Linked DNA regions of Homo sapiens: all the other regions are linked to region 3. Evidence: chromatin contacts called from ENCODE Hi-C or POLR2A ChIA-PET data. All regions are on one chromosome and are shown on one strand. Each heading gives the region's core, a stretch centred on a gene start or an enhancer-like site at or near the end of the contact. The rest is flanking DNA. Distances are from core to core; before and after follow the strand shown.

What was found. A loop is a pair of places that touch in the nucleus more often than their neighbours do. ChIA-PET counts read pairs that join two places held with the same protein, here RNA polymerase II (POLR2A). Pooled maps may share reads with other maps.
Region 1: a map of CD4-positive, alpha-beta memory T cell shows a loop between it and region 3 (21-fold over the local background). The contact joins the promoter of RHEB here to the promoter of KMT2C in region 3. A Hi-C loop is called at or near these places in 1 of 168 maps with a recorded cell type or tissue (CD4-positive, alpha-beta memory T cell), 2 of 37 single-sample maps with no recorded cell type and 6 of 50 pooled maps.
Region 2: a loop to region 3 is called in a map of CD4-positive, alpha-beta T cell, with 11 times the contacts of the local background. The contact joins the promoter of PRKAG2 here to the promoter of KMT2C in region 3. A Hi-C loop is called at or near these places in 2 of 168 maps with a recorded cell type or tissue (CD4-positive, alpha-beta T cell and CD8-positive, alpha-beta T cell) and 7 of 50 pooled maps. POLR2A ChIA-PET finds 5 or more read pairs at or near these places in 1 of 52 experiments (activated T-cell).
Region 4: a map with no recorded cell type shows a loop between it and region 3 (5-fold over the local background). The contact joins the enhancer-like site here to the promoter of KMT2C in region 3. A Hi-C loop is called at or near these places in 3 of 37 single-sample maps with no recorded cell type and 10 of 50 pooled maps.

Annotation. Positions count from the first base shown.
Region 1 is chr7:151,517,689-151,524,774 of GRCh38, reverse strand. It overlaps RHEB (Ras homolog, mTORC1 binding), which reads left to right and starts at 4,880. Exons shown (of 8, transcript NM_005614.4): 1 at 4,880-5,315. The coding sequence starts at 5,264. RefSeq lists silencers at 4,430-4,479, 4,520-4,869, 5,040-5,199, 5,370-5,489, 5,200-5,629 and 1 more and an enhancer at 6,700-6,749.
Region 2 is chr7:151,873,528-151,881,125 of GRCh38, reverse strand. PRKAG2 (protein kinase AMP-activated non-catalytic subunit gamma 2) reads left to right here and starts at 4,011. Exons shown (of 16, transcript NM_016203.4): 1 at 4,011-4,619. The coding sequence starts at 4,506. It overlaps PRKAG2-AS1 (PRKAG2 antisense RNA 1), which reads right to left and starts at 4,084. Exons shown (of 3, transcript NR_038926.1): 1 at 3,986-4,084; 2 at 3,260-3,289; 3 at 1,903-2,564. RefSeq lists silencers at 3,517-3,946, 4,709-4,758, 4,819-4,958 and an enhancer at 5,149-5,268.
Region 3 is chr7:152,434,589-152,442,337 of GRCh38, reverse strand. It overlaps KMT2C (lysine methyltransferase 2C), which reads left to right and starts at 6,335. Exons shown (of 59, transcript NM_170606.3): 1 at 6,335-6,712. The coding sequence starts at 6,552. It also overlaps the pseudogene FABP5P3. RefSeq lists silencers at 1,019-1,219, 5,319-5,658, 5,699-5,988, 6,079-6,128, 6,509-6,568 and enhancers at 7,049-7,278, 7,319-7,368.
Region 4 is chr7:151,636,618-151,644,036 of GRCh38, reverse strand. The region is part of intron 4 of PRKAG2 (protein kinase AMP-activated non-catalytic subunit gamma 2); the gene reads left to right. Among named protein-coding and RNA genes, the nearest start is that of RHEB, 120 kb to the right of the region's middle. Within about 2 kb of position 6,121, at least 7 of the 41 ENCODE cell types and tissues checked have a DNase peak (open chromatin) inside an H3K27ac peak, as active enhancers do.

The DNA of each region.
Region 1 (7,086 bases), core at 3,631-6,130, 920 kb after region 3:
AGTCCATGTATTACATATTAGCAAAGCTCAATTTTTTTTTGTTTTTAAAGAAAAATGTTTAAGATAGAAGTTCTATTTTTTTTCCTGCACCACAATAGAAGAAACTCTCTGGAGCCCAATATGCTGAATAAGACAACTCTTCACATAGGCGGATGAACCGATAGTGAATACGTCCCTCAAATGTTAATTATTAGCATATCTCTCAGTGGCTTGCTAACCCCGTGACTAAATCCACATCTAAGACGCATCTGAGGATCACATGTAATCCAAGCTGTGCAGGCACGAGCCATCACCTGTTTTATTGCAAGGAAGGGGCCTCCTGGCCCTTCCTGCGTGTCTCCCAGGTGCCTTTGCATGGGTTCTTAGGAACAGGTCCTACGTGTGTGTTCTGCTCCAACCATTTTGCCTGGCCACTGCTACCAGCAACCTCAGGAGATTGCTGGGCTTGGCAGCCTGCTGCTGGTGAAGGCTCCTACTAGGAACATCCTGGTCTTGGGGATGGGAGAAGCCAACTTCATTCACAGCCCAGCAGAAACCAGATTTGAACTTTTAATGAAACTTTCTTGAAAATTTGAGGACAGTTAATGTGTTAGTTTCCTATAGCTGCCATAACAAAGTGCCGCAAACTGGGTGGCTTAAAACAAGATAAATTTGTTCACAGTTCTGGAAGCCGGAAGCCGGAAATCAGTGTCAGAAGGGCCGTGTTCCCTCTGAAGTCACTAGGAATGGACATTTCCTTGCCTCTTCCAGGTTCAGGTAGCCCCAGGAGTTCCTTAGCTTAAGACGTCACTCCAGTCTCCACCTTGGTCTTCACGTTGACCATCTCTTGCATGTCTGTGTCTCTTCTTATGAAGATACTAGTCATACTGGATTGGCCTACCCTACTCCAATATGATCTCATCTCAACTAATTACATCTGCAATGGCCTATTTCCAAATAAGGTCACATTCTGAAAGGGTAGGACTTCAACATATCTTTTGGCGGGGGACAAATTCAACCTGTAACAATTGAGAACAGTTGAGAACAATTTACAACTACTGTATAACCCCAGACCTGTCCTCAGAGTTCTTTGCTGAGCCAGCCCTCTCTCAAACATGCCCTACCTGCATGGCCTTAGGGCTGGCTTACTCCACATTCCCTCTTCTGGGAGGACTCCATGCAACTCCATACCTCAGAGTTCAGACCAAACTGATCCCGTATGTCAGAGAGGGCAGGATTTACCTTCCTCCCAGTGAAATTCAGGGAATTCACCTTTCCCAGGATGGCTTTCATCCTACAACGCTGCGGACAGGACAGTCAACTCCCCACCAAGGAAACCCCTCTTCCATCCACAAAGGACCTGCCCCTTTGACTCCAATAAGATGACCACATAATAGAATAACCTTTGCATGCATTGTTTGATTTGGAATGACACCAGTGTGAGACATAACAGTTCAGTCTGATTTGGCTTATGCCAAGATCAAGAGGATTCTGGTTCTTCTCCATTCTTCCCTCATCAAATATTTTTAAAAACCAAACCAAACCACAAAACTCCTTAATGTCTACTTTCATTGGGGTCACCCTTTTCCACATAAAAGAATGTCCTTTTGGTAAAAACAATCACAGCAGTGGTTTTTTACTCTGACCTTGGTGTAACCCAGTGGTAGGGGGAAAAGGTTTTGTATGTTATCTCTGGTACTTAAAACAAATATGTTGGAACTAGAAATCAGATACTGGGCTTGGAAGTGCTCATGGAAAGTTAATACAAACCCCATAATATCAGATGTCCAAATTTCAAAGAACTTCCATAACCACCAGCCGTCAGAGGTGTAGGTCAGCAGAGACCCCTCTGGACAATCTACATGCTTAGCATGAGCTCCTCACTCAAGGGATGATGGGAATTAACAGAACCGATGATGTTCTCTCTCTGGGAACTTAACAGAAGACACATAGTTCTTAGTTCGCAGGGAAAGGGAACAGAAGTGGAAGTACACACAGAGAGAAGGCAGCAGGCTGAGGACTCGAGCACTCCCGAACAAGCAGGACCTGCTGAGGAGAAGCTGACTGGTGGCAGCAGACCTTCCAGCTGCTGCAAAGTCAAAGGTGACTGAGTTAGCCACCAATAAGGGAGCTACTTTGAATACAAAAGCAAGTCCATTTCTTCCAACACTGTTGCTGTCTGGTTGCAGTCAGGTATTTCCATGTGAATTCAGACAATGAGTCCCTACTATTTTAGGTAATCTGAGCCATTTCTTTTTTTTTTTTTTTTTTTAAGACAAGGTCTCACTTTGTCACCCAGGCTGAAGTGCAGTGGCACCATCTCAGCTCACTGCGGCCTCGACCTCCTGGGGTCAAGTGATCCTCCCACCTCAGCCCTCCACGTAGCTGGGACTACAGGCAGGTTCCACCACGCCCGGCTTTTTTTTTGTATTTCTTTGTAGAAACAGCTTTTCTCCATGTTCCCCAGGCTGGCTAAGTCACTTTTCAAACCAAACAAATTCTCCCCACTCTAGAATAAAGGAATCTTCTAAACCTTTGGATCCTACATTAAAGGGCTTGAAGACAGCAACTGGAAAACTTTTTTTTTTTTTTTTTTGAGACAGAGTCTCACTGTTTTGCCCAGGCTGGAGTGCAGTGGCGCTATCTGAGTTCACTGCAACCTCGCCTTCCAGTTTCAAGCAATTCTCCTGCCTCAGCCTCCTGAGTAGCTAGGATTACAGGCATGTGCCACCACGCCTGGCTAATTTTTGTATTTTTAGTAAAGACGGGGTTTCACCATGTTGGCCAGGCTGGTCTGGAACTCCTGACCTCGTGATCCGCCTGCCTCGACCTCCCAAAGTGCTGGGATTACAGGTGTGAACCACCGCGCCCAGCCTGGAAAACTTTTTGAATGAATTTGTCCTTTACAACTGTGCTTCACATCTGGATTACCAATATTCTCAGGCTAGGGCAGTGCTTTCAAACTTTTTGAAGCAACCCACTGTAAGAAACTTTACAATGAGGCCGGGCACGGTGGCTCACGCCTGTAATCCCAGCACTTTGGGAGGCCGAGGCGGGCGGGTCATGAGGTCGAGAGGTCGAGACCATCCTGGCCAGTATGGTGAAACCCTATCTCTACTAAAAATACAAAAATTAGCCAGGCGTCGTGGCGGGCGCCTGTGGTCCCAGCTACTCGGGAGGCTGAGGCAGGAGAATGGCGCGAACCCGGAAGGCGGAGCTTGCAGTGAGCCGAGATTGCGCCACTGCACTCCAGCCTGGGCGACAGAGAGAGACTCCGTCTCAAAAAAAAAAAAGAAAGAAACTACAGTAAATCCCAACATGCAATAATACATATATAGCATATCTATAAACATATATATCTACACGTGCACTTACACAAACTTACCCTTACTCATTTTTTTAACTCACCACTGTACTAATGAGGACACATACTTACCCTTACTATGCATAACGCAGTTTTCTATTCTGTTCTATTTTTTTTAAAAAAAGGTAAAACTAAACTGATTTTATAATGCAAGGAATTTAGTAGCATCTGTTCAAAAACACCGTGGTGAGGGTATCCGAATCCACAGGATAAAAACGACACATTTTACAGGAGAGTGCATTTTAAGACCTTTATTTTAAAATACTTAAAATAACTATAGCGTAAACCTCAACATTTCATGGAAACATAGAACTTCCAGACATTGATCACTTCTGGCTGGCTGCCTGGGGCTTCCATCTGTAGATCCCCGAGGACAAGAATGCACACCCCAGCCCCTCATCGGAGTGCTTCCGTGGGAAAGCTGGAGGGAGTCGCTCTTGGGTTGGGTGTTCCAAGTCGACTCCAGTCACCTCTAAACCTTCCTACGCTGGAATACAAGGCCTGCCACTCAGCTTCCCCTGGCTTCATTCCTCCCCACCGATCACTGGCAAAGGGCGAAGGGCCATGCCCGGCCTCTGCAGGTCCCCACTGCCAAACAGCCTGGGCAGAATAGGGGCGGGTTCCCCGGCGCGGCGGAGTCTCTGCTAACTCGGCAAGTGCCAAGCCCTCCAGCAGCCACCACGCCGGGCCTGCCTGCAGGCTGGTCCCTCAACGGCACCTGCGTTCCCGGCCGGGCTTCCCTTCCCGCGCCCCTCTGCACTGCACCCCTGGGAAGGCTGTGCCCACACCACGGTCTCCGCCCGTCCACACCGCGGCCCGAGGCGTTCCTGGCACCCGGCTCGGGCCTGCCCGCCGCACCAGCCGCCCCGGTGCTGGCGGAGAACCGGCTTCCCGCCCCGGCGCTGTTCCAGGAGGTGCGCCGAGCTCCGCGCGAAGCGAAGCGGACACCAGAACTGACGAGGCTCGCCCTGTTTTTAATGAAATTCCTAACACTTTGAATTAACGCAGACTCCATGCTTCCCACAGTCCTTCGGCCGTCGGTGACGCTTAGTCACCACTACATCCTCAAACCCAGACACGAACGCTAACGCAGCTCAAGGAGAATTTTCAAAAAACCCCGAGGGAGGAGCCAGCCCACCCGCCCAGGCCACGCGCCTCGCGCCCTTCACGGGCTCAGCGGGCGCGAACCCGCCAACCGCTTAGCGTTTCGCCAATCACCGCACCTCCCACCTATTGCCCCGCCCTGCGCTCCGTTCTGGCCAATCACCAGGGAGCCACCGTTTGTCTCTCCGCCTCTCCCGCCCGCCCCTAACCGGTTGGAAGTTTGAAGCCTTCAAACCTAGCCGGCGCCCAACAGCGCGGTAGCAGCGAGGTGTATTTTTAGCTCCCGGGCGGGCAGCCCCGCCCCCCCCTCCCCGCCTCCTTGTTTCCCCCAATGGGAGATGGAGTTTCCGACACGTCATCGCGCGGCTGTGCAGGAGCTGTCCAATCGGCGCTCGGGGAGAATGGCGTAATTAAAAAGCGGCGGAAGAAGGTGGGAGGGTCATGACGCAGCGAGTTTCAGTCGTGACTTTTCTGGGGGCATCGCGGCGTCCCCTTTTTTTGCCTTTAAAGTAAAACGTCGCCCCGACGCACCCCCCGCGTATTTCGGGGGGCGGAGGCGGCGGGCCACGGCGCGAAGAGGGGCGGTGCTGACGCCGGCCGGTCACGTGGGCGTGTTGTGGGGGGGAGGGGCGCCGCCGCGCGGTCGGTTCCGGGCGGTTGGGAGCGCGCGAGCTAGCGAGCGAGAGGCAGCCGCGCCCGCCGCCGCCCCTGCTCTGTATGCCGCTCTCTCCCGGCGCGGCCGCCGCCGATCACAGCAGCAGGAGCCACCGCCGCCGCGGTTGATGTGGTTGGGCCGGGGCTGAGGAGGCCGCCAAGATGCCGCAGTCCAAGTCCCGGAAGATCGCGATCCTGGGCTACCGGTCTGTGGGTGAGTGGCCGGTGGCCGCGCGGCCTCCTCGCGCCGCCGGGGCCTCGCCTGGGAGCCGGGTCGCGGCCGGGCCTGCGAAGTTTGGAGCCGGCGCGGCCATGTGGCGGGGCGGGCGGGGGCCGCGCGTTTCGTAACCACCATTCTGAGCGGAGGTGGTGGCGGTCGGGGCGGCGTCCGCGCCGGTGGAGGAGCCGCGGTAGCTGGGCGCCCTCCGCGGGCCGGGCGGGCAGGTGGCGGCCGGGCGGAGGGCGTGGGAGGCGCGGGGCGGGGGCCGTCGGCCGCCGAGGAGTCCGGGTCTCGTCTGGGGAAGTGAGGCGGCGCCGGGGAGCCGCGCTAGAGGCTGCCGCGAGGGAGTCACACCTGCCTCCCCGCCTTCGCCGCGGGCGCGCGTGACCGGGGCTGGCGGTCTCCCCCACCCCGCCCCCGATGTAAGGAAAAGAAAGTCCGTGGGATTTTAACAAAGGAAGCAGCGCCTCGGCTTCATTCCATCTGTGGTGAAGTTTACCCTTGTAAAGAAAACTAGGGATTTAGAGGACGTTTGGGCACTGAACGCAAGTTTTCTGCATAGGAAACCTAGGCGATCCCCCAAAAGAGGTCCCTCTGGAGGCCCTCGAGATGCTGCTGGCGGCCTGGGTAGGAAGACAGAGAAAAAGGAATGTCTGATCTCTCGGTGCCCTATTTTTGTTCGGGAAGGAATAAGGTCAGGTACTTGCAACCAGGCTGTTGAAGTAATTCCAAAGTCTTTTTGTTTTCTTTTTCTTCCCCCAAAAGGTTGACATACATTTGAAACAGTTCCTAGCAGTCGCCTTATTGCTGAATAAGGTGGCTTAGGGTCGGGTTGGGGGGCGGACGGGGTGTTACAGAACGAGCGGTTTTCTGGCCTGTGTGAAACCAGAGCGATTGAACTTAGACACGCTTCAGGGTGAGGCTGTATTGTCTCCCGACATCCGGAAGCCTGGAGAAATTAGTTCATCTTTTCGGGCTGTTTTGAAGTAACTGTCTATAGAAGGCGTGCACCGGGCCACAGTTGAGGGGATGGGGAGGTGAAAGCGAGGGTTCCGAGGCTCCCGTGATTGCGGAACGGGGTGACTATCTGTCATGGGAAGCTTGTACCTGCCTGCCGCTCACTGGATGCACTCCCCAACTGCGCTTTCCACCGCCTGTGCCAGGGTCTGTGCTCTTTGACCAAGATCAGCCACTGCATGCTTACTCATCCTTTTACCACCTCTCCGTCGAGAGCCGGGGGGAAATTAAGGGCTGAAAGAAGCTTGGCTAGAGATGCGGGGTGCCTAGAGTCGTAGGGGAACTCTTGTGCGATGCGGTGCTGAATCCGAGGGGATGCATAGGTGGCAGCTTTAACAGCTGCAGCCAGGAAGTAACCATGAATCAAATGGAGGGGTTCAAAGTCACTAATTGTTCAAATATCAACATGGAACCTGGGATCCAGCCTTTATTGGCAGCCTGAATCCATGCTCTTGTCTCTGTTCTCTTGATTTCCTCCTCTGCATTTTGAGGAGTTGGGACCGCGAGGTGTTCTGGCTCTTGGGTGAGCCTTCCCTAGTCAGTCAAGTAAGTACTTATTGGCAACTATTTGGAAATAGTAGTCCCTGAATAATCACGTTATAGGCAACAAGTACCTCGGCTACCTGATTTCAACCCAAGAGAATGACCTAAAGATCTTGACTGATTTACCCTTTTCAAATGTCGAAATGGTAGCTCTAGTCTTTGGTGAGCAGGGCTAGTTTTATCACTTTTTTTTTTTTTTTTTTGG
Region 2 (7,598 bases), core at 2,762-5,261, 560 kb after region 3:
TTCAATAAAAAATAAATTACTAGAGCAATACAATTAACAAAGACATACCAAATACAATCAGGACAAAAATACAAGCTCCCTTAAAGAGGCCACAGAAATATTCTGAAGACCATCCCACTTCTCTTACAGATGGGGAACTAAGGGACCTGCCCCCATTGCATAGCTGGTCAGAGGCAGCTCCTCTGGCTGAAGCAAGCTGGGTGCTTTGGCCTAAGCCCTAGCCCTGACCCCAGCCCCAGATCCAGCCCCAGCCCCTGCCCCGGCTCCAGCCCCAGCCCCAGCCCCAGCCCCAGCTCCAGGCCTGGCCAAGTTCTCCTTCTCATCCTTCTCGGAAGACGAGGGGGAGGTGAATGAGGCATTGGCCTCAGGTGCAAAATTTAAGGGGGTGCCAAAAACTCAGTCACCAAGATAAAGAATATGTAATGCAATATATTTCTAAACATTAGAATTTTACACAAAGACAGGATCAGTAACAGTGCTGAGCCGAGCAATATTGGCACCGGAGGCAAAAGGCAGAATCAGTGACATTGTCAGAGCCTTACTTAAAGTTTTGGCCTTTTGTTCAGCACAGATTTTACTGCATTAATGTTGAGAAGGAGGTCATAGGTAGGGCATAGAGAAAGAGTGAATGTCAGGGGTCATTATATGAACAACGTCGCGTGGGCCCGCGACATTTAGCTCCTGGCTAAAATAACTGTGTGCACACCAACGGGAGGGGAAGACGGGGGTTTTCAGAAAACACCTCAAATCAAAACAATTACTGTGTTCCTTCCACTCTGAGACTCCACCAGTCAGAAGATATGTGATCAATTTGTTAATGTATCTCTAGAAGGAAAAAAATGGCAGGTAAACTTCTTCTGACATCATCTATAAGCAACCCCCATAATTCAGAAATATTCATATATAGAACCCTGAAGGGAAAAATCCCAAATTGTTTTTTCCTCTGCTCTCACGCTACGACAATCATCAACGCGGAAGGTTCGTGTCACCATATGTGTGTGTTGGGGGTTCTCCCCACTGCCAAGCAAGCAATCAGTTCCGCAGGAGACACCAGGGTGTCTTCCAACTCATTTCTGACACTGTCTACCTGGAGATAGTGGCAGATCCCACAGGTTGAGGGCTCAATCCCCAAGGCACCCCACCCCCATCCCACTTCGCACAGCAGTTGCAAGTCCAGGCATCCGGAGCTTCTGACCGACAGGCTGGGCTCTCAATTGGGGTTCCCACAACCCCCTCTCAGGTTCATTAATTTGCTAGAGTGGAACACAGAACTCAGGGAAATGTACATTTACTGGTTTATTATAACGCATATTACCAAGAACACAGATGATGGGATGTACAGGGAGAACAGGCACGGAGTTTCCATGCCCTTCCCAGGCACCCCGTCTTCCAGCAGCCTCCACATGTCCAGGGATCCAGAAGCCCCCAAACCCAGACCTCTTGGGCTTCTTAAGGAGACTTCATTGGACAGACACGATTGACGACCATGCAGAAATGTGATCGAACAAAAAGGTATGATCCAATAGTGACTGAGTAAGTGTGGACACCCAAACAAGTCCTGCCTATTCCGACCGTTATTGGCCTTTCCGTGCAGGATTTCTTCCTCTCGGGAATGGGGCAGGACCCCTTCTGAATAGAGGGTCTTAAGTCCCACAATCAGAAAGATGAGGGAGGATTAGAGTCCTGCCTTGGGCTGGTGAGGTGGTGAAGGAGGGCAGGGGAAGTTCAGAGGAGATTGTTTCCTGGGGTGTCTGAGGCCTAAAGCGCCCCAACATTATAACAAGAGACTGTGATGAGGGCGACGAGAGTGCTAAGCCAGGAACCCTGGACAAAACCCAGAATTTATACCTCGTCATATCACAAGGACCAAAAAAATTAAAAATTAAAAAAAGGCTCTTAAAATGCAGGCAATACAGTAAAATGTTTTAATGTAGGAAGCACTAAAGTCTTTGTTCCAACAAAATTAACTCAGAGAACAAATTATTTTACATATGTATACAGATCAATCAACAAAAGTACACATTATAACAATTGCTAAACACTGTCCATAAAGAAAACATTTCAAATGAGAAGCGCCATCGCGGTTTTCTCCTTCTGGGTCACCCAGTGGAATGAGGGCCCTCGCCAGGGGCTCTTCCCAGACGTCTCTTCACACCAACCGGCTTCCTTCTGATGGCCCCATTTTCCTTTAAAACCAGTTCTCATCAAATAGGGTGTTTTATGCACCCTGGCAAATGATCATTTTGACAAGGATTAAAACTGTAAGCTAAACAGATGACACAAATGACAATTGGGAATAATTTTTAGTGGGGACAGAGGCTAAATACTACCCCCTCCCCTTTTCTACTTCTAACCAATATCTTGAGCATTCAGTGGGACAATACAGTCTTGCTGGGTCTCTTGAAATCCTCTAGCAAGAAGCCAGCCAGGAGAAGACCCAGAAGTCCCACACCTGTGGGGCCAGGATGGCTGCTTGGTTGCTAAACCCAGACAGGGTCCTTCCAGTGCATCTGCCCCTGTCAGGCTCTGTCTCGAGACTGGGGATCTTCCAGGCTGGCTTCATTCTGGACCAGAGAGCAGAGGAGAAGGAGAAAGAATATAAACCCACCCCTATGAGCCAGGGAACCACCCAAGCTGTAAGGATTTTGTGCAAGCTGCTGGAACTCGGGTTGGAAAAGCCACCCGGCAAGCAGCTGAAAGGAAGGATGCTTCTCCCTGCGTGGGCGCACGCCTGCTTCCTAAGAGATGATCCTTTGGGTGGGCTGATCATGCCTCCTCCTCTGGGGAGGGAGTCCTGCGAAAGCACGCACCTCAAAAGGAGTAAAGGCCCTATGGTGTCCCCAAAGCGACCCCTGTCGCGTTCTTTCTGCGGGTGGCCTCCCTGCATTACTGATTACTCGGAGCGGCTGAGCTGACGTCAGCATTCTGGGAGCGCCAATGACCTTTGGGGTCATCACATCCTCAGAAACTAGAGCAGGAGGGGAAGCGACCCCCAAGCCAGCACTCCCCCTACTTTCCACCAGGGAGCCGAGGTCGCGCCATCCTGGGGCGCATCTGGGGGTGGGGGACACACCAGCCCCCTCCCCCAACCCCTCTAGGGCCCTCGGCAGCAGGCGGTACTGGATGCCCACCCGGGGCTCTAAAGGACCTGGGCCGCACCGGGAACCCTCGCCCGGGTCTTCGAGCCCTCCCCTTCTCCCAATTCTTTCCGCAGTCTCAGGAGCCCCACGTTTCCCGCGGCGTGGGGACACGCACTTACCGCGGATCCACTGCGCAAACCTTGATGAACCTGAAAAAAGCAGGGTGGGGTGGGGTGGGGTGAGGGTGGGGGTGGCTAGACCCTGCTCGCACCCAGCGCCACGCACCGCTCTCTGGGCGGGTTCGAGTGCGCGCGCCGGGCGGGGCGGGACCCGGGGGCTGCGGTGTTTCGAGAAGCACGTGCTACTTCGCGCGCAGCGCCCCCGGAGACTGTGGGCTTCCTCGCTGCCTGGTCTACGGCAGGGCGGGCGCGGGGGCGTGTTTCAAAGGGTAGGGCACACAGTGAGACGCCGGGAGGCGGGATGGATCCGAAACCAGCTCGCAGCGAGTCCCAAGCGGCTGCGGCCGCCGCAGGGGTCTGGGCGCGGCGACGAGGGCGGCGTGGGGCGACGGGGAGCGGGACGGTGGCGCTGCACGCCGCGCACTTCCTGTTCAACACGCGCCGCCTCCCACCACCCGCGCTCCCCGAGCTTGCGTCGGTGCCAGGCCCGGCCCCTCACTGTCCCCTTGCGGTCCCCTGGGGCCGCGGCGCGGCGGGGGGCGAGGAGCGGGCGCCCTGCCCTTCTTGGCCCGCTGGACTCCGGGCGCCCCCTCCGGCGCGCAGGGCCGCGAGCGCCGCCGCCAGAACTTCTGCCAGCGGCCGCCCGTAGCCTAATTGCGCAGAGGGCTCGCCTTGCACCTCCTCTTCCCCCGCCGCCCTCCCTCTCGCCCAGAAAGGAGGACGGACCCAGCTGCAGGCTCCGAGCTGGTTTATTCTGCGGCCGAGGATTACATTTATGCACGAACGGGCTTACTGGTTCCAGATTCCCCACTTGGGCACAGGCATAGGAGGCTTGTTTTCCAAATTGCTGGTTTTAATTGCACCTGCCTTTCAGATTACCTCTGGGAATCTGTGGGAGGAGCCGAGAGGGTGGAAAATGTTTCTTAGCTTTGCAAAAGGAAGAAAACTTTGTCACCCAGCGGGAGACCTCAGCCACGAGTAACCCGGGGAGACACCAGAACCGGGACGGGCTTTGACTGATTTGCCTACGAGGGTTCCGTAGGAAAGGACGCTTGAATTCGGCGCTTCGGCGGCGGCGGCGGCCGCGCGAGTTCCCTGCTCACCCTCCCTCTCCGCGGAAGTCCCCACGAGGTGGCTTCAGGGTGTAACAGAGCGCGCGGCTCCAGTCCGAAGGCAGCGGCCGGGGGAGGGAAGGAGGGGACCGAACCCCCGAGGAGTTTCGCAGAATCAACTTCTGGTTAGAGTTATGGGAAGCGCGGTTATGGACACCAAGAAGAAAAAAGATGTTTCCAGCCCCGGCGGGAGCGGCGGCAAGAAAAATGCCAGCCAGAAGAGGCGTTCGCTGCGCGTGCACATTCCGGTGAGTCCCAGCACTCGGTCCCCTGCTCCCCAGCCCTCCTGTCGCTCCCGTCCCCGGCGCCGAAGCGGTTAACGCTGGACGCCCCGCGCGCGCCGTGCGTGCCCCTCCTGTCACTTCGGGCGGCTTGGGGAAAGGGTAGAGGGACAGGGCCCGAGCTGGGCTGGCGGAGCCGGGGCTCAATCTCTCTCTCTGCCCGCGTGCAGCCAGGGCTGGGGCTCCGCCTGGGGCGGGGGCTGGGCGGCTGCAGACTAGAGGGGGCGCCGGGCGCGGCGGGTGGGCGGCTGGGCGTAGCCCGGTATCCAGCCGGGTGCGGGTGCGGGGGGCGGTGCGTTGTGTTGTTTTGCTGAAAAGGGACGGTGTGGACTGCGCTCCGGGGAGGTGGAGCCCGCGCTCGGCTGCTGGAGACGGAGAGAGGGGAGGGGAGGGAGGAGAGGGGAGGGGCGGTGGGTGGGGAAAGCAGCGGGGCGGGGGTTGGGGGGAGCTGTGTAGCTGCGTCTTCCAATGCACCCCCTCCGCTCCAGTTTCTCTCCGGGCGTTTCTGGGCCTGGAGCGGGGGTCTCCTCTGCCGCCGTTCCCTTCCCCCGCCCCGGGAGTGTACTTTGGGTCTCTGTGGTATTTGGGGGCTCGGAGCTCCCTAATCCGTGCAGGCTGCATTGAACTTCAGCCCCGTCCGCGCCAGCCGCCCGGGAGGACATTGGCGACTCGGATCTGCCTGCGGCTTCACTTTGTCCAGCCAGAGGGGCGGCGGGCCGCGTAGTGGTTCTCTTTTCGGAAGGCGCCCCGGTAGCCCGCGGCCACTGTTCCTCGCCTCCACGTAGCGGGGTAGGGCGGTGGGAGGTGTGGCCCACTGGGTCACACCCTCCGCCTCAGCCAACCAAGTAAATGTTTGTGTACACACACACACACACACACACACACACACACACACACACACACACACACACCAGAGTGCTCCGTAGAGAAAGTTATTTTGCTCTCCCGGGGCAGGGTGGGAGTGCGCAGTGAATGGGCTGTCCGGACCCCTCATTAAAGCTAATCCTTCCCGACAGGGTCAGGCGCAGCTGGCATGGCCGAGGCAGGCCACTCACTTCCCACTGTGAATCCCAGGGCGCACTGCCCCGTGTTTGCTGAGCCACCCTTCTTTTAGACGCCCCGCTAAGGTCCTCCTGTGTAAACTCCGGCCCACACGTGCCTAACGCTTGGGTGAAGAGGGTGGAGTCCAGGGGCGGGTCTCCAGACACCTGATGCCAAGTAGCCCCACAGGGGCCCTGGGCCAGCCCTCCCTGGCTGGAAAGCTCTGGGGCTGGAAACTTGGACCCCTGGCTGCTGTGTGGCCCCCACGGTGGTGACTCGATTATGCAGGAATAAGTGTTCTATTTGAAAATGAAACATTCTTGTTTACATCTCTCATGTAAGACATTTAAAACCATGTTCGTGAGTTAAAAGTTAGATGTTGCTGCCACAAACCTCTTAAACAGTGATCACTTGAGCTAACCGTGTAACTACTGTTTCTCCCATTTGTCAAATGCAGGAAATAATACCCATTTTTCCTGCTTTATACGGATATTGAAATAAAGTAATTCATGGGAAAACTCTTTTTTATTGTTTTTTTTGTTTTGAGTCAGGGTGTCACTCTGCTCCCCAGGTGGGAATGCAGTGGTGCAATCATGGCTCACTGCAGCCTCAACCTCCCCAGGCTCAAGTGATCCTCCCACCTCAGCCTCCTGAGTAACTGGGACTACAGGCATGTGCCACCACACCCATCTAATTTATTTATTTTTTTTGTAGACATGAGGTTTTACCATGTTGCCCAAAGCTGGTCCACATGAGCTGGGCTCGAGTGACCCGCCCACCTTGACCTCTCAAAGTGCTGGGATTACAGGCGTGAGCCATCACACCCATCCCGGGAAAACTCTTGACAAGTGTAAAGTGTCCTATAAATGTATGGCTTATACATATACATATACATATACATATACATCATATACATATACATATACATCATATACATATACATCATATACATATACATCATATACATATACATATACATCATATACATATACATATACATCATATACATATACATATACATCATATACATATACATATACATCATATACATATACATCATATACATATACATATACATCATATACATATACATATACATCATATACATATACATCATATACATATACATATACATCATATACATATACATATATATCATATACATATACATATACATCATATACATATACATATACATCATATACATATACATCATATACATATACATATACATCATATACATATACATATACATATACATCATATACATATACATCATATACATATACATATATACATATACATCATATACATATACATATACATCATATACATATACATCATATACATATACATATACATCATATACATATACATATACATACATATACATCATATACATATACATCATATACATATACTTATACATATACATCATATACATATACATATACATCATATACATATACATATACATCAGACACCTAGTTTTTTAAAAAAATATATAGAGAGAAACAAGAACATGCCATTGTCCAGTGGTTGGGCCATTTTGTGTGGCAGCCACATGCTGAGGCTGGTTCCAAATGCAGGGTGTGAGTGATGTGTGGGCGTGCCCGTGGGGTGGTGCCAGCGATAGTGTGAGACAAAATCCAGAACCAGAAAAAGGACTGTGAGGCCAGGCCGTGAACGTTGAAAAACCATGTTATAGTTGGGGTCCTCGGACCACCCTTCTTGCTGCCAGTGGTGACTTTGGCAGCTTTTCATAACGTTCTTGGCATGAGCCAGCCCACCGCGAAAGTAGTATTCATTCAGTTATTCCACAGTGGCTGAGGGTGACCACGTGCCCAGGCTCTGGTTAGGGTGAGATCTGGGGAAGATCTGCCCAAGTCCTCACAGGGCTTGCAG
Region 3 (7,749 bases), core at 5,086-7,585:
ATGTTCCATAAAAGATGTGGTTATGAGTGCAAAGATGACTTGCCTGTATTGTTATACAAATGTAAAATGTAACAATCAACAAAAATGTAGCAAAGTATGCATGTATACATTTTCTCTAAAGATACAGTTTCTTTTTTTAAAAAAATAAACACATTAGGCAGGTGTGATGGTGGGTGCCTGTTATCCCAGCTACTCGGGAGGCTAAGGCACGAGAATCTCTTGAACCTGGGAGGTGGACATTGCAGTGAGCCGAGATTGCACCACTATACTCCAGCCTGGGCAACAGAGCGAGACTCAGTCTAAAAAAAAAAATAAATAAATAATATAAATAAATAAATAAATAAATAAAATAAACACGACTGGCCAGTGGCGGTGGCTTAAGCCTATAATCCCAGCACTTTGGGAGGCCTCAGCCAGGTGGAGTTCAGGCATTCAAGACTAGCTTGGGCAATATGACAAGACCCCTGTCTCTACTAAAAATACAAAACAATAGCCGGCCGTGGTGATGTGTGCCTGTAGTCAGCTACTTGGAAGGCTGAGGTGGGAGGATTGCTTGAGCCCTGAAGGTGGAAGTTGCAGTGAGCTGAGATTGTGCCATTGCACTCCAGCCTGGGTGACAGAGTGAGACCCTGTCTCAAAAAATAAAATAAAATAAAATAAACACTCCTATAAAGGATCCTCTTAGCTCTTTTTCTAACACCTAACCTATATTTTCATATTCATTTCAGTTACCCTACAACTGTTCACTGAGCTGCTGTTGAATAGGGGAAATAAGGCAGATAACTACTGCCATCTCCGCTGGGTTTAGGGACAATATAGACATTAATCTGGGCACTTTCATTACAGGCAATGAGAGCTGTGAGTGGGGAAAGCACAAGGTTGGCAGAAGCATTTAGGGGGACACAGCCATTCTCACGGAGGGCAGAGGTCTAAAGCAAGAGCCGAAGAAAAAGTAGGAACTGGCCTCGTGGAAAGGGGAAGGGCGATGGGACAGCCTGGTGGTTTGTAGCCCACTGGAAGGAGTTCTGAAAACTGGTGGTCAGGTGAGAAGGAAAGCTGGGGAAGAGATGAGCACGTTCGCCAGAGGGTAGCAGGGGCTCTCCAGGACCTAGTGAGTCAAGCCAAGGAATTTAGGCTTCAGCCTGCAGGGTGATGAATAGGGCTGTCTATTCCATTTCTTCCTTCTTTCTTTCTTTCTTTTCTTTCTTTTTTTGAGACAGCATCTCACTCTGTCGCCCAGGCTGGAGTGCAGTGGCACGATCCTGGCTCACTGCAACCTCCGCCTCCCTGATTCAAGCAATTCTCCTGCTTCAGCCTCCAGAATAGCTGGGATTACGGGTGCCTGCCACCACGCCTGGCTAATTTTGTATTTTTAGTAGAGGCGAGGTTTCACCATGTTGGTCAGGCTGGTCTCGAACTCCTGACCTCAAGTGATCTGCCTACCCTGGCCTCCCAAAGTGCTGGGATTACAGATGTAAACCACCATGCCTGGCCTGAAAATTTCTAGTTTATGATACTTGCCAGCAGAATGTGTTCTGTCACCCTCTTCTGAATAGATATGGTTGTCTGCTATGACTTCTCCCACTGCTGCCCTTCCCCCTGAATCCACAGATGCATTTCTTTTAAAACTATGATCTTGTACACAATGGACGTAAATATTTAATCTTTCTATTTGTATGTTTTTCCATGTTTCTTTTCTTTCTCTTTTTTTTTGGGGGGGGGTGGTGTCTGCCTCTATTGCCCAGGCTGGAGTGCACTGGAACAATCTCAGCTCACTGCACCCTCCGCCTCCTAGGTTCAAGGGATTCTGCTGCCTGAGCCTCCTGAGTAGCTGGGACTACAGGTGTGCACCACCACGCCTAGCTAGTTTTTATATTTTTAACAGAGACAGGGTTTCACCATATTGGCCAGGCTGGTCTCGAACTCCTGACCTCGTGATCCTCCCACCGCGGCCTCCCAAAGTGCTGAGATTACAGGCGTGAGCCACCATGCCCGGCCTCCATGTTTATTTTCTAGTTGCTTACTTGTCCTTTTGTGTTTATCCTTGTTAACTACTACTGCCAGGCTTAAAGTATAGACCCCTAGAGGGCAAGATTAGTATCTATATAAAATGTACTGCAAAACATCTACTTAAGCCTCACATTCTTAAACACAAATTACTTTTGAAGATGACTGTTCTGCTTGTTTCCTTCCTGGTTTCTTCCTTTAACTTTTCCACCAAACAGGCACATGATATACTTTACTGAAATAACTTATATAGCAATATGAATTTTTTTTTTTTTGAGGCAGAGTTTCGCTCTTGTTGCCCAGGCTAGAGTGCAATGGCGCGATCTCGGCTCACTGCAACCTCCGCCTCCTGGGTTCAAACAATTCTCCTGTCTCAGCCTCCAGAATAGCGGGGATTACAGGCGCACGTCACCATGCCAGGCTAATTTTTGTATTTTTAGTAGAGATGGGGATTCACCATGTTGGCCAGGCTGGTCTCGAACTCCTGACCTCAAGTGATCTGCCTGCCTTGGCCTCCCAAAGTGCTGGGACTACAGGCATGAGCCACCGTGCCCGGCAAATTTGAGGTGGAGGTTGCTGTGAGCCGAGATCGCATCACTGCACTCTAGCCTAGGTGACAGAGCAAGACTGTCTCCCACTTCGGCCTCCCAAGTAGCTGGGACTACAAGCATGTGCCACCAGGCCTGGTTAATTTTTTTTTCTTTTTTTTTTTTTTGAGACGGAGTCTCACTCCGTCACCCAGGCTGGAGTGCAGTGGCGCGATCTCAGCTCACTGCAAGCTCCGTCTCCCGGGTACACGCCATTCTCCTGCCTCAGCCTCCCGAGTAGCTGGGACTACAGGTGCCTGCCAGCACGCCCGGCTAATTTTTTGCTTTTTTAGTAGAGACAGGGTTTCACCTTGTTAGCCAGAATGGTCTCGATCTCCTGACCTCATGATCCGCCTGCCTTGGCCTCCCAAAGTGCTGGGATTACAGGTGTGAGCCACCGCGCCCAGCCAGGCCTGGTTAATTTTCTTTGGTATTTTTTTGTAGAGACGGAGGTCTCACTATGTTGCCCAGGCTGGTCTCGAACTCCTGAGCTCAAGTGATCCACCCGCCTTGGCCTTCCAAAGTGCTAGGATTACAGGCATGAGCCACAGTGCCCAGCCTACAGTGCAACTTTAATAATAACAATATGAACACAAAAATTCTAAGATCTAAAATTTAAGCTTTCAGTGGTCCTTCTATAACAGTGAAAGTTTGGTTCCTAAAAAGCCCTGAGGAATTTATGGGAAAACAAGAGAGACAACATTTAGTAGTGAACCTGTGCATTCTAAATAAAGACAATCACATGTTATAGGCCTTCAATTAGTAAGAATGAATATTGGACTATGAATTTTTATTCACTGTCACTTGTTTGCTAGATGCTTTGAGAATCTTCCTTGCCTATATTTTTCTGAGATGTTGGTTTTTCTTTGTCAAAGATAACAATGCTCATTCCCTCCCCATTAAAAACTACATATATATATATATATATATGATTAGATGATTACTACATGTGCTTTGAAATATTCAAATATTTTAGACAGTAAAAGTCCCTTGTAATTCACCCCTTTGCAGATGATTGGTTAACAGGTTAGTACACATCTACCTAAATTTAAAATCCCATATTTAACATGTATACTTATTAGAAAGTACACATTCTAATATTTTTCTGTTGTATTTGGTACTGTTTCCAGATGCTCCTGCCTTTTTGCTTTCATAATTTTGAAGGACCTCAGCTCCCTGCCTCCTAGATTTTTGCTACTGTGGTCTCAGAGCTGTGTAATTTGGATGACTGAGACGGAAAAACCTCTGGAAAACCTTTATTTATGTTGAATAAGTATTCCTTGAATCCTTCCTCAGCATCCTGGGTTATATTTGATTTGCTCTGTTCATGATAACTTCATGCCAAGGAGACTGCTATCAGCTCTCTTAAAACAGATCCCAACTCCCTGCTCATAGTGGCCAAAGGAATGGAGATTTCAGGCTGAGTTTACTTACCTGCATCATCATCTATCCAGAAGCATCCCTGCACAAACCTCTGTTTCTACCCTTCCATTCACTCGGCTCACTTTTCTGCTCTTAGTACCCTTTGTTTCTTGTGAACTCTCCAGCAGGAGTGACTTGCAATTTGTATCCACTGACACTTAAGTTCTCAGAAGTGCTGGAGAAGCGTATGGAAGTAAATTATCCTGATGTATAATTTTGTACATGTGAAACTCACCGTGGAAGTGCCTATTCTAATTTCAGTACGGAACACAGCTAAATATTTGGATCAATAATCCAGTTTTGAAAGCACACTTTATTTAAAGTACAATGTGCTGAAGAAAATGAAAAAAGAAAGGGTGCTTTCAAATTTGTACTGAGTAAACTTTCACTAGATCACATCATATGTTTATCACTAGTCACATATATGTTGTATTTCTATGTGTAATCGTCAGGCACTTTTAATTTCTAGTTTGCATTTACCATGCCAGCCTCCTCCTCAATCCCAAATTTCCTTTGGTTATAAATTTAGTAAATTTGAAAGAGCCAGCAGGGATTAAACCCTGAAGGTATTCAAATGACTATCTGACGTTATTCCTCATTTCAGCCATTTCAAAAAATTATGCTTTCATTTAGAATAGGCTCTGGGAATCAAAGTGTGTGTATTTTGCCCAAGTAGAAGACACAGTTTAAAGTTAACATCCTAGCTACTAGAAGGGAAAGCAAACATCGCTGGAAAAGGAGCCTATTTTTTTTTACCTTACACTAAAACTACACTGCGAAGATCAAAAGAAATCAACATGAGAGTGTGCCTCTTAACGCTAGGCCCAAAGTAGATGCTTATTAAATGATAGTTTACCCCAATCCTTCACAAATGGTTGATAGGTCTTACTATTTCCCCCCATTCAAATCTAGAATTTTTTCACTCTCATAAACTAATCGATAGTGAATGGAAAGCACAGAATAGATCATCGTCCAAGTGTTAGGTATTAGCCTGAGAAATCCAGAATCCCATATTTGTAACTGTCCTTCTTGAGAAAGTGCATTTTTCAGGCGGATTCTAGCCCCATTTTTCTTTTTACCATTTTTACATATTATGAGAGGTGGCTTAGAAGTACTTCGATTTTTGCCTCTTCATCACAACACACTGAACGTTAAAATCAAGTGGTTGGGTTTTTATTGGCTTATTTTGTCTCTAACCGTTTTATTTCTCGAGCTGTCATCGTTCTTTTCGTCTTACATCCTTATGAACCTTTTCTGGATTAAAAAAAATGACGTTATAATAAGGAAACTAACTGGCGTTGGATTCGAACGAAGTTGACTCCATTCCTTTTCCTCCCCGTAGTGTGGGCGCTACGAGGAAAGACCTCGGCGAGAACCAGCGAAGCCCGGGCTGCCCTCGCCGTGCGGGCGCACATTTGCTCCTCGCGCCGGGCTGCGCCGGGCGACCGCGGCCGCCTCGGCGTGTGTCCGCGGCTCCCTCCCGCCCTCGCCCGCAGTTCCCCGATCCCGATCCCGGATCTCTGGGTCCACAGCTTGGCTACCTCCCGAGCCGGAGCCGGAGCCGGAGCCGGAGTCGCGGCTGGGCCCGGCCGCCGCGTCACAGGGGGAGGGAACCCGGGGGGGAGGGGGAGGGGCGGTGAGGTCAGCGGCGGCGGCGCGTCCGCGGGCGGCGGGAGCGGCGCATGCGCGGAGCGAGGCCCGTGAGTGGCAGCGGCGGCGCGCGGGGGGCGGGCGAGGGGCCGAGTGTGGGGGAGCGGGCGGGGGCCGTCGAGGCGGCGGTGTGTGGGCGCGACGGCTGCGAGTTGGAGAGGTCTGTGGTGCGGGTCGCCCCGGGGGATCCCCGGCGCGGGCCTCGCGCGACGGCCACGGTCGCGCGGCGTGTGTGTGGGGTCCAAGCACACCCGCAAAACTTCCTCCTCCCCTGCTCCGGGAGAGCGAGCGAGCGTGTGTGAGAGAGCGAGTGTGAGGAGCGAGCCGCGGCCCGGCGCCCAGCGCCGCCACTGGAGCAGCTGTCAAAACTTCGCCGCCGCCGCCGCCCGGGCCTGACGGGCCTGACGCGCGGGGGAGGGGCGGCCGGCCGGGGGCGCGACCCCCTCGCCGCCCCCGCCGGGCCCCGCGGCCGGCCCTCCCCGCGCCGGGCCCCTTTCTCCTCCTGCCGCGGGCGGCTCGGGGGAGGGGCCGCGGGCGGAGACCCCGGGGGCCGGCGCCCCTCACGCCGCCCGCCCGCCCGGCTGCCCCGCCCGCCCGCACCCGCCGGCCCCGCCCGCCCCGCACCGCCCGCCCCGCCCGCCGCCCCCCGCCCGGCCCCTGCGCGCGGAGGTGCGCGCGCCCGCGCCGATGTGTGTGAGTGCGTGTCCTGCTCGCTCCATGTTGCCGCCTCTCCCGGTACCTGCTGCTGCTCCCGGGGCTGCGGGAAATGCGAGAGGCTGAGCCGGGGAGGAGGAACCCGAGCAGCAGCGGCGGCGGCGGCGGCCGCGGCGGCGGGAGCCCCCCAGGAGGAGGACCGGGATCCATGTGTCTTTCCTGGTGACTAGGATGTCGTCGGAGGAGGACAAGAGCGTGGAGCAGCCGCAGCCGCCGCCACCACCCCCCGAGGAGCCTGGAGCCCCGGCCCCGAGCCCCGCAGCCGCAGACAAAAGACCTCGGGGCCGGCCTCGCAAAGATGGCGCTTCCCCTTTCCAGAGAGCCAGAAAGAAGTAAGTTGAGTGCGAGGGAGCCAGGCCGGGAGCCAGCGGCGGCGCCGGGCCGGAGCTGTCACCGGGCGCCCGCCCCGCGGCCTCCGCGCCCCGGCGCCCCCCGGCGGGGTGGGGGCGGGGCGGGCCCGCGGGCGGTGGCGGCTCCCGGCCCCGGCCCCGCGCCCCTCGGTAGCCGCCCGCGCCCGGCCTCCCCCGCTCCGCGCCGCCCGCCCGGGCTCCCGCCGGCGCCCGGCTCCGCACACTTTACTTTTCAGTCGGGCCTTTTCACTGGGTCTTCTCCGCGACTCTTCTTTTGGAGAAATTTCTCGTAGCCGCGTCTTGGCCTAGCTGGATCATTGAGAAAACAAGCCCGGAGCGCGCCCAGGTAGTCCCCGGACGGACTCCGGGCGAACCGCCGAGCCGTCGGCGCTCGGGAAACTCTCGGAGCTGTCAAAACGCCCGGGCCAGGTGGTCTCGGGGCGCGGGCTGGGGGCGAGAAGAAAGCGGCCGGGCGAGTGCAGCTTTTGTTTGTCAGCGACTTGCTCCTGGAACTTTTCCTGGTCCCAAACCTGTGTTTTCTTCTTTTGATGATATATTAGGAAGCCATTTGACTTCTTCCTCCCCCCTCCCCCAACACCCAGCACCGCACTCCCGGGCTCCGAAAGCACAAGTCCTGTGGGATCCCCCAGCTTCGGGGAACGGCCTGCCTAAGTTTTGGAGACGTAGCCAGCGTCCCCTCGTAAGGCAGAATACCAAGAGCACTTATTCGGAGAGAGTGCAGATGTAAATGTCGCTTCCCTCGTAAGTCTTAGCTGTAAGGGGCTTGGGAATAGGGTCGCCTGCCTTTGAGCGTACAGTAGGGCTGGACCCCAGCTTATTAGAGGACCAGAAATGTCTTCTTACAGAACGGTTATTTGACGGCTTTGCTTGTAAATTAAGACACCGTTTTAGTGCCAGCGAACTGCTCGGCTTCTGTGGCTCTCGCGTGTGCCGTGGAAGAACTGTGAATGTCTCTCGAAGTTGTAGAATGGCGTGTGTGCTTACTCATTTCGTGAGAT
Region 4 (7,419 bases), core at 4,872-7,371, 800 kb after region 3:
TCCTCATAGCTTAGCTCCCACATATCAGTGAGAACACACAATGTTTCGTTTTCCATTCCTGAATTACTTCACTTGGAATAATAGTCTCTAGTCTTATCCAGGTCATTGCAAATGCTGTTAATTTATTGCTTTTTATGACTGAATAGTATTCCATCGTATAATTGTACTGATGATTTCATCCTAGCTCATCAAATTGTACACTTGGAATAGAAATCGTTTATTGTTGGTAAATTACACACAACAAAAAGGGACACTACAAATCATTCTTTAAAGGATTTGCATTATGAGGTATGAAGGTCCTGCTTCTCCATTTCCTTGGCTCTGTGTCTGCAGTTCACTCTAATCCACCATAAGTGGCTATGTAACACTGTGGATAGTAAATGAAGACCACTGAAGTCTCCAGAATGTAGAAGATGTGGTGGAGGCATTAGTGGGTCCCTTTAATTTCAGCTGGAATATTGTACTTCCTTTTGATCACGTTATGTAGAGCAGAACTGAAGTGGAAGTAGTCTGTCTCAATCATGTTTGTAATTTTTCACCAATTTAGGAATAGAGCTTCCACCCAATATGGGATTTAAAGGGGCTGAAAAACAGTTAACAGTGATCTGTTCTAGAAAGGGTTAATGAATAGGTCAGTTGCAGGGGAGGGAGCAGAGAATAGAAAACAGAGACTGCCTTGTGACACTATATCATTCTGTACATTGCATTCTAATATAAATACAACATATTTCAAAGTTTGTGACTTGGCTGCATTAAGAATTGAAAGGTTAGATGAACTTGGTGAGCATTACTTATTTTTTTATTTGCAATGTATTATAAGACAATACTAAGAGTTATCAACCTATAAGAGAATATAAATATTCCGCTCCCAATAACTCATGTTAAACACAAAGCTAATAATAAAATATTTTGATTGGCAAAAAAATGGATTTATTTGTGAAAGGCAAGAGATGTATGCATTTCAGACTGTAACGAATGAATTTGAAGGGTAGCAAGGCAATCATGCTGATTCTCCATGTTCCTTGAGCTCCTTCTTCATATCTTCTATGCCAATTTCTAGTCATGCTAGCACATGTTCGTTCAACAGATATTTTATTAACCAACTACCCTGGTTCTGGGCACATAGCCCATATTAAGTAAGTATTTGCTGAATGAATGACTGTCTTCAAAAGCTTACCATTGTCTCCTATTTTGGAAATTCGAAGATAATTTAACATAGAGAATCCAAAGGACTTTTTGGGTTAATCAATTTTCTTCACCTTTTGTTTAACAATACTTCCTTTGAAACAGGTTTTCAGCTGACTTGAGCTGGACAAATTGGTTGCTACTCTCTCTGAAAAGATACTGTGGAATAAATTATCTTTAAAGAAATCATGAATGTTAGGGAGGAACTAATATTTATAGCATCTGAAATTGTTATTCAGAAAGCTGTCAAAATGAACAAAACCTTCTCTCCAAATATATTGATTAAAAGCAATCAGCAGAATTAATACACTTCTTTTTGGGGAGTGGGGTGGTCTCAGTTTGTTGCCCGGGTTGGAGGGCAGTGGTGTGATCACAGCTCACTGCAGCCTTGAACTCGTGGAGTCAAGCAGTCCTCCCACCTCAGCCTCCTGTGTAGCTAGCTGGGACTACAGGCATGAGCCACTATGCCCAGCTACCTTTTGTTTTGTTTGTTTGTTGTTTGTTTGTTTGAGATGGAGTCTCGCTCTGTCGCCCAGGCTGGAGTGCAGTGGCGCGATCTTGGCTCACTGCAAGCTCTGCTTCCCATGTTCACACCATTCTCCTGCCTCAGCCTCCTGAGTAGCTGGGACTACAGGTGCCTGCCACCATGCCTGGCTAATTTTTTTTTTTTCTGTATTTTTAGCAGAGACAGTGTTTCACCGTGTTAGCCAGGATGGTCTCGATCTCCTGACCTCGTGATCCACCCGCCTCGGCCTCCCAAAGTGCTGGGATTATAGGTGTGAGCCACCACGCCTGGCCCCTTTTTTTTTTTTTTTTTTTTTTTAAAGATGGGGTCTCCCTATGTTGCCCAGGCTGGTCTCAAACTCCTGGGCTCAAGTGATCCTCCCACCTCAACCTCCCAACATGCTAGGATTACAGACCGAGCTACTGCATGTGGCCAAGAATTAATACTCATAGTGTTGAATATATATTTGAGATTTTTTTCAAATTTCTACACTACTTTTAAAAATCAATTGTCTTCCCTTAACAGAAACTAAAATTGGCCAGGTGATGTCACTCATGCCTATAATCCCAGTGCTTTGGGAGGCTGAGGCAAGAGGATCACTTGAGCACTGGAGTTTCAGACCAGCCTGGGCAACATTAGCCAGGTATGGTGGCACGTGCTGGCACTCCCAGGTACTTGGGAGGCTGAGATGGGAAAATCACTTGAGCCCAGGAGTTCAAGGTTACAGTGAGCTATGATTGTGCCACTGCACCAGCCTAGGTGACAGAGCAAGACCCAGTCTCTTAAAAAAGAAAGAAAGGGCCGGTTCTGGTGGCTCCTGCCTGTCATCCCAGCACTTTGGGAGGCTGAGGTGGGTGGATCACTTGAGGTCAAGAGTTTCAGACCAGCCTGGCCAACATGGTGAAACCTTGTCTCTACTAAAATACAAAAAATTTGCTGGGTGTGGTGGTGTGCGCCTGTAGTCCCAGCTACTTGGGAGGCTGAGGCAGGGGAATCACTTGAACCAGGGAGGTGGAGATTGCAGTGAGCCGAGATCGTGCCACTGCACTCCAGCCTGGCAACAGAGCGAGACTCCATCTCAAAAAAAAAAAAAAAAAAAAAAGGAAAAAAGAAGGGAACAAAAAAGCTGAAATTGTAGGGTGGTGGCAAGAGCTGGCAAAGCTCTCAGCCAGTATCCATGCCAGGATCTCATACTGCCAGCGAACTTTGGTCCTCAGATAGAATCTATTACAATAAAAACTACCCTGCCATCATTTCTTGGCACAGTCACTTTTTTTCCTTCAAAATGTTAATTCCAACACTAAAGGGAAAGTGACTATAATGATTTCCAAACAGCAATGAGGTCCAAGGGAAGCATGAGTAAATTGAGTGAAATAACTTCTAAACCCATTTATGCTACTAAAATCAACTGTTTCCCTACCAAGTTTTAATGGATGTCTGAATGAACAATTCATTTCACTCAAATATTTTTTGAATGCCTACTATGTGTCACACACAGGCAATACAAGGATGATGAGTCATTCGTTCCCTTCAGAGAGCAATGTGGGACTCAGAGGAAACAGAAAAGTAAATCCCAAGCCAGTGTGTTAAATGCCATATGGAAGCATGTGGGTTCAGAGAAGTAATTAACCAGGCAAGTTGTGAGAAAAGGTCGTGAATCGGGGAAGGAAGGAAGGAAGGAAGGCGGTGGGGGAAGGAGGAAAAGCAGACTGAAAGAAAAGAATCGGGAAAGGCTTTCAGAGAAAGATTGATCTGAATCTTTAAAAATAGTAAGAACTGGCCAAGGAAAGGAGGAAGAAACAAGGAGGCCAGAATGCTCAGAAACCCTTACAGCAGGGAGTGTATGGTCTATTCCAGGACAATGCCTTAAGGTTTAGGTGTGGGGTACACAGAGGGACATGGCAAGAGAAGGTGAATAAATGATCAGGCCCTTCCCCCCAGCTCAGGAGTTTGCCAAGAAAATCCTAAAGATTGCCGAGAGCCACTGAATGGTTCTAAGTTAGTGAATAATAAGTCTGTTTTGTTTTTGTTTTTGTTGAGACAGAGTCTCACTCTGTCACTCAGGCAAGAGTGCAGTGGCAGGATCTCAGTTTACTGCAACCTCCGCCTCCCAGGTTCAAACAATTCTTGTGTCTCAGCCTCCCAAGTAGCTGGAATTACAGGTGCATGCCCCATACCCGGCTAATTTTTGTTTTTTTCATAGAGACATTGTTTCACCATGTTGCCCAGGCTGGTCTTGAACTCCTGACCTCAGGTGATCCACCTGCCTCGTCCTCCCAAAGTGCTGGGATTACACATGTGAGCCACTGTGCCTGGCCAAGACTACATTTTTAAAATGTCACTCTTATCAGTCAGGGTTCTTCAGAGAGACAGAGCCAATAGGTGATAGATAGATGATAGAAACGGATGGAGGTAGGTAGATAGATAATAGATGATTGATTGATTGATTGATTGACTGACTGATAGATGGATGAGAGGGGATTTATTGGGGGAATTGCCTCATGGGATTATGGAGGCTGAGAAGTCCCACAACAGGCCATCTCCAAGCTGGAGTCCCTGGGATGCAGGTAATGGTAGCGTGGCTCAGTCCAAGTCTGAAAGCCTCAGAACTAGAGAAGCCAGTGGCGTAATTCTCAGTCCAAGGCCAAAGGCCTGAAAACCAGAGGGCTGCTGCTGTTAAGTCCCAGTGTCAAGGCAGGAGAGCCTGGAGTTCTGATGCCCAAGAGCAGGAAGAGGAAAGTGTCCCAGCTCCAGGAGAAAGAGCAAGGAAATCCTCTGTCACCTTTATTGTTCTCTCCAGGCCCCCAGCTAATTAGATGGCGCCCGCCCACACTGGAGGCAGATCTTCCCCACTCAGTCCACTGACCCACATGCCAGTCTCTGGAAACTCCTGCACGGACACACCCAGAAATAATGCTTTACCGGTTGTCTAGGTGTTCCTTAATCCAGTCAAGATGACTGGATTCAAATTTAACCATCATAGGCACTCTGGCTACACGGAAGGAAATAGACTGGAAAGCGGGCAAGACTGGAGGAGCTCAAGCTGCCCGGCTGGCCAACCCTGAGAAAATGGAAGCCTGAAACAGGGGAGGTGTAGCAGGGATGGAGACAAGTGGGTTGTCTCAAAAGAAACCAAGACGGCAAGACCCAGAGGACTGGGGCACAGTTTTAGATGAAGTGCATCTGCGTTGGTGTAGAAAACTCCAGTGGAGATGATGGCAGTGTGGAGCTCAGGAGAGGGCTGGGCTGGGACTGAGACCTGGACATGTCAGGCACAGTGGTGGGTTGGAGCTGCCTGGAGAATGCCCAGTGGGAACGGGAGCAGAGTGCATGTGCAGCTCCTGTCCAGCATCCAGGGGGTTTCACGTCGTTCTTTACTCTTTGGAGGACGCCCTTGCAGAGCAGAGTGGAGCTCAAGGAAGACAGCAGGATGCACAGAAACTAAGAGTTCTGTATGCTAAATTATTCAGGAGCTCCTTACCCAGTATTTGAGGTTGATTTATTTCTTGCAGGAGCTATTTAAGACTTCTTTTAAGAGGCAGAGCAAACTCATATCCGACCTCTGTGCGTAAAGGAGTGCTTTTTTGGCAATTGTTTTATGATTAAGTTTTCAGGCTGAAGTTTTCCCTTCTGATAGTCATTCAAAATACAGTGTTTTGCTGCACCTGGGCACAATTATGTAAGACACAACTTAATAATTTAGCTTTTTTTTTTGAGACAGAGTCTCACTCTGTCGCCAAGCTGGAGTGCAGTGGTGCAATCTTGGCTCACTCCAAGTTCCGCCTCCTGGGTTCAAGCGATTCTCCTGCCTCAGCCTCCCGAGTAGCTGGGACTACAGGTGTGCGCAACCATGCCCGGCTAATTTTTGTATTTTTAGTAGAGACGGGGTTTTCACCATGTTGGCCAGGATGGTCTCGATCTCCTGACCTTGTGATCCGCCCGCCTCGGCCTCCCAAAGTGCTGGGATTACAGGCATGAGCCACCATGCCGGGATAATAATTTAGCATTTTTTACCAACCAAGAAGTCACACTTGTGATGGCTCCATGTTTCTCAGGCATTCTCTCCATAAAGTCCAACTTGGGTCCCTCTGTTCCCTCCCACCACACTAGAGTCCAGTAACCTCAGACTGGCTGATGTGATATAAATGGAAATGTTCCCTGTGGTGGAACTGTGCCAGGCTGTTAGCAGAACCCAGTTCCTCCCTGCCATGGTTGGCCCATTTTGTTCTCCCTGGGGAGATCGGTCTGGATTATCAGGAGGGTTTGGGTGGTGGATTTGGTCTGTTTTTGCTACATCAAACATCCCTGATGCTGATGGACTGAGAGAGGAGTCGGTGTCACAAGTGCACGCCCCTTCCCTTTGCTTGCATGACATTGCCCACGCCCTTCCCCTCCCTTCGCCTCTTCTCCCGGCTTTCCCTGCCTGCCTGAAACAGCTAAAATTAAGTCTGGCATAAGTCTGTTGAGACTTTAAGAAAACATTGCCATAAAAGGGCAACGACGACCACCAGCTTCAAGTTCTGTGTGCTGACAAATTCGTCTGTCTTTTGACCCTGTGCACATTAATGTACATACCTAAACTGTAAAAGCCCTCAAATTCCTGAAATTGACTTAGTGTGTTATAAAAAAAAAAAAAAAACCTCATGACTTTTTCTGTTGTTCCATGAGTAGCCTCCTTTCTAAGGAAGAAAACATAAGATTTCTTACTAAGTAAAAAACCTGTAGAAATAAATTCAATCCCACTAGCATATTACATAAAAACATTTTTATTTTAGGCTACTCCTGTACACCCATTCATTATCAAGTGGAGTTGCATAAAACATTAATTGTTAGAATTTCTACTCTCTACCAACTTCTGTAGTGATGGTTTATAGGTCTTTTCAGTCTGTGAACCACTTTTGCGGTCCTCCTGACGTACATACTGCCATTTGTTGCCCATTTCTGCCTCCCAAAAAACAACCCCTCACGATTACAGGTGAAATTGATGGTGCTTATCATAAACACCGGTAAGAATTTTTTTAAATTATTGCAAGAGACAAAAGCATAGACTTAGAACGAGAGATACTTCCTGTGTACCTTGGCTCACTCCAAGTTTTTTTAAAAAACTTTTTTTAAAAATTAAACTTTTTATTTTGAGATAATTGTATATTCACATATAGTTGTAAGAAATAATGCAGAGAGATCCTGTGCACCCTTTACCTAGTTCCCCGCAGTGGTAACATCTTGCAAAACTAAACAGTACAGGAGAAACTTGAATCCTCATACATTGCTGGTAAAAATGTAAAATGGTGCAGCCACCTTGAAAACAGTTCAGCAGGTCCTCAAAATATTAAATGTAGAGAGGCCAGGTGTGGTGGCTCATGCCTGTAATCCCAGCACTTTGGGAGGCTGAGGCGGGTGGATCACCTGAGGTCAGGAGTTCGAGACCAACCTGGCCAACATGGTGAAACCCCATCTCTACTAAAAATATGAAAATTAGCCGAGCATGGTTGTGCGCACCTGTAGTCCCAGCTACTCGGGAGGCTGAGGCAGGAGAATCACTTGAACCCAGGAGGCAGAGGTTGCAGTGAGCTGAAATCGCGCTACTGCACTCCAGCCTGGGTGACAGAGTGAGACTCCATTTCAAAACTAAATTTAAAATATATATATATTAAACATAGGGTTACCCTGTGGCCCAGCAATTCCACTCCTGTATATATGAAATGAAACACATGTCCACACAAACACTT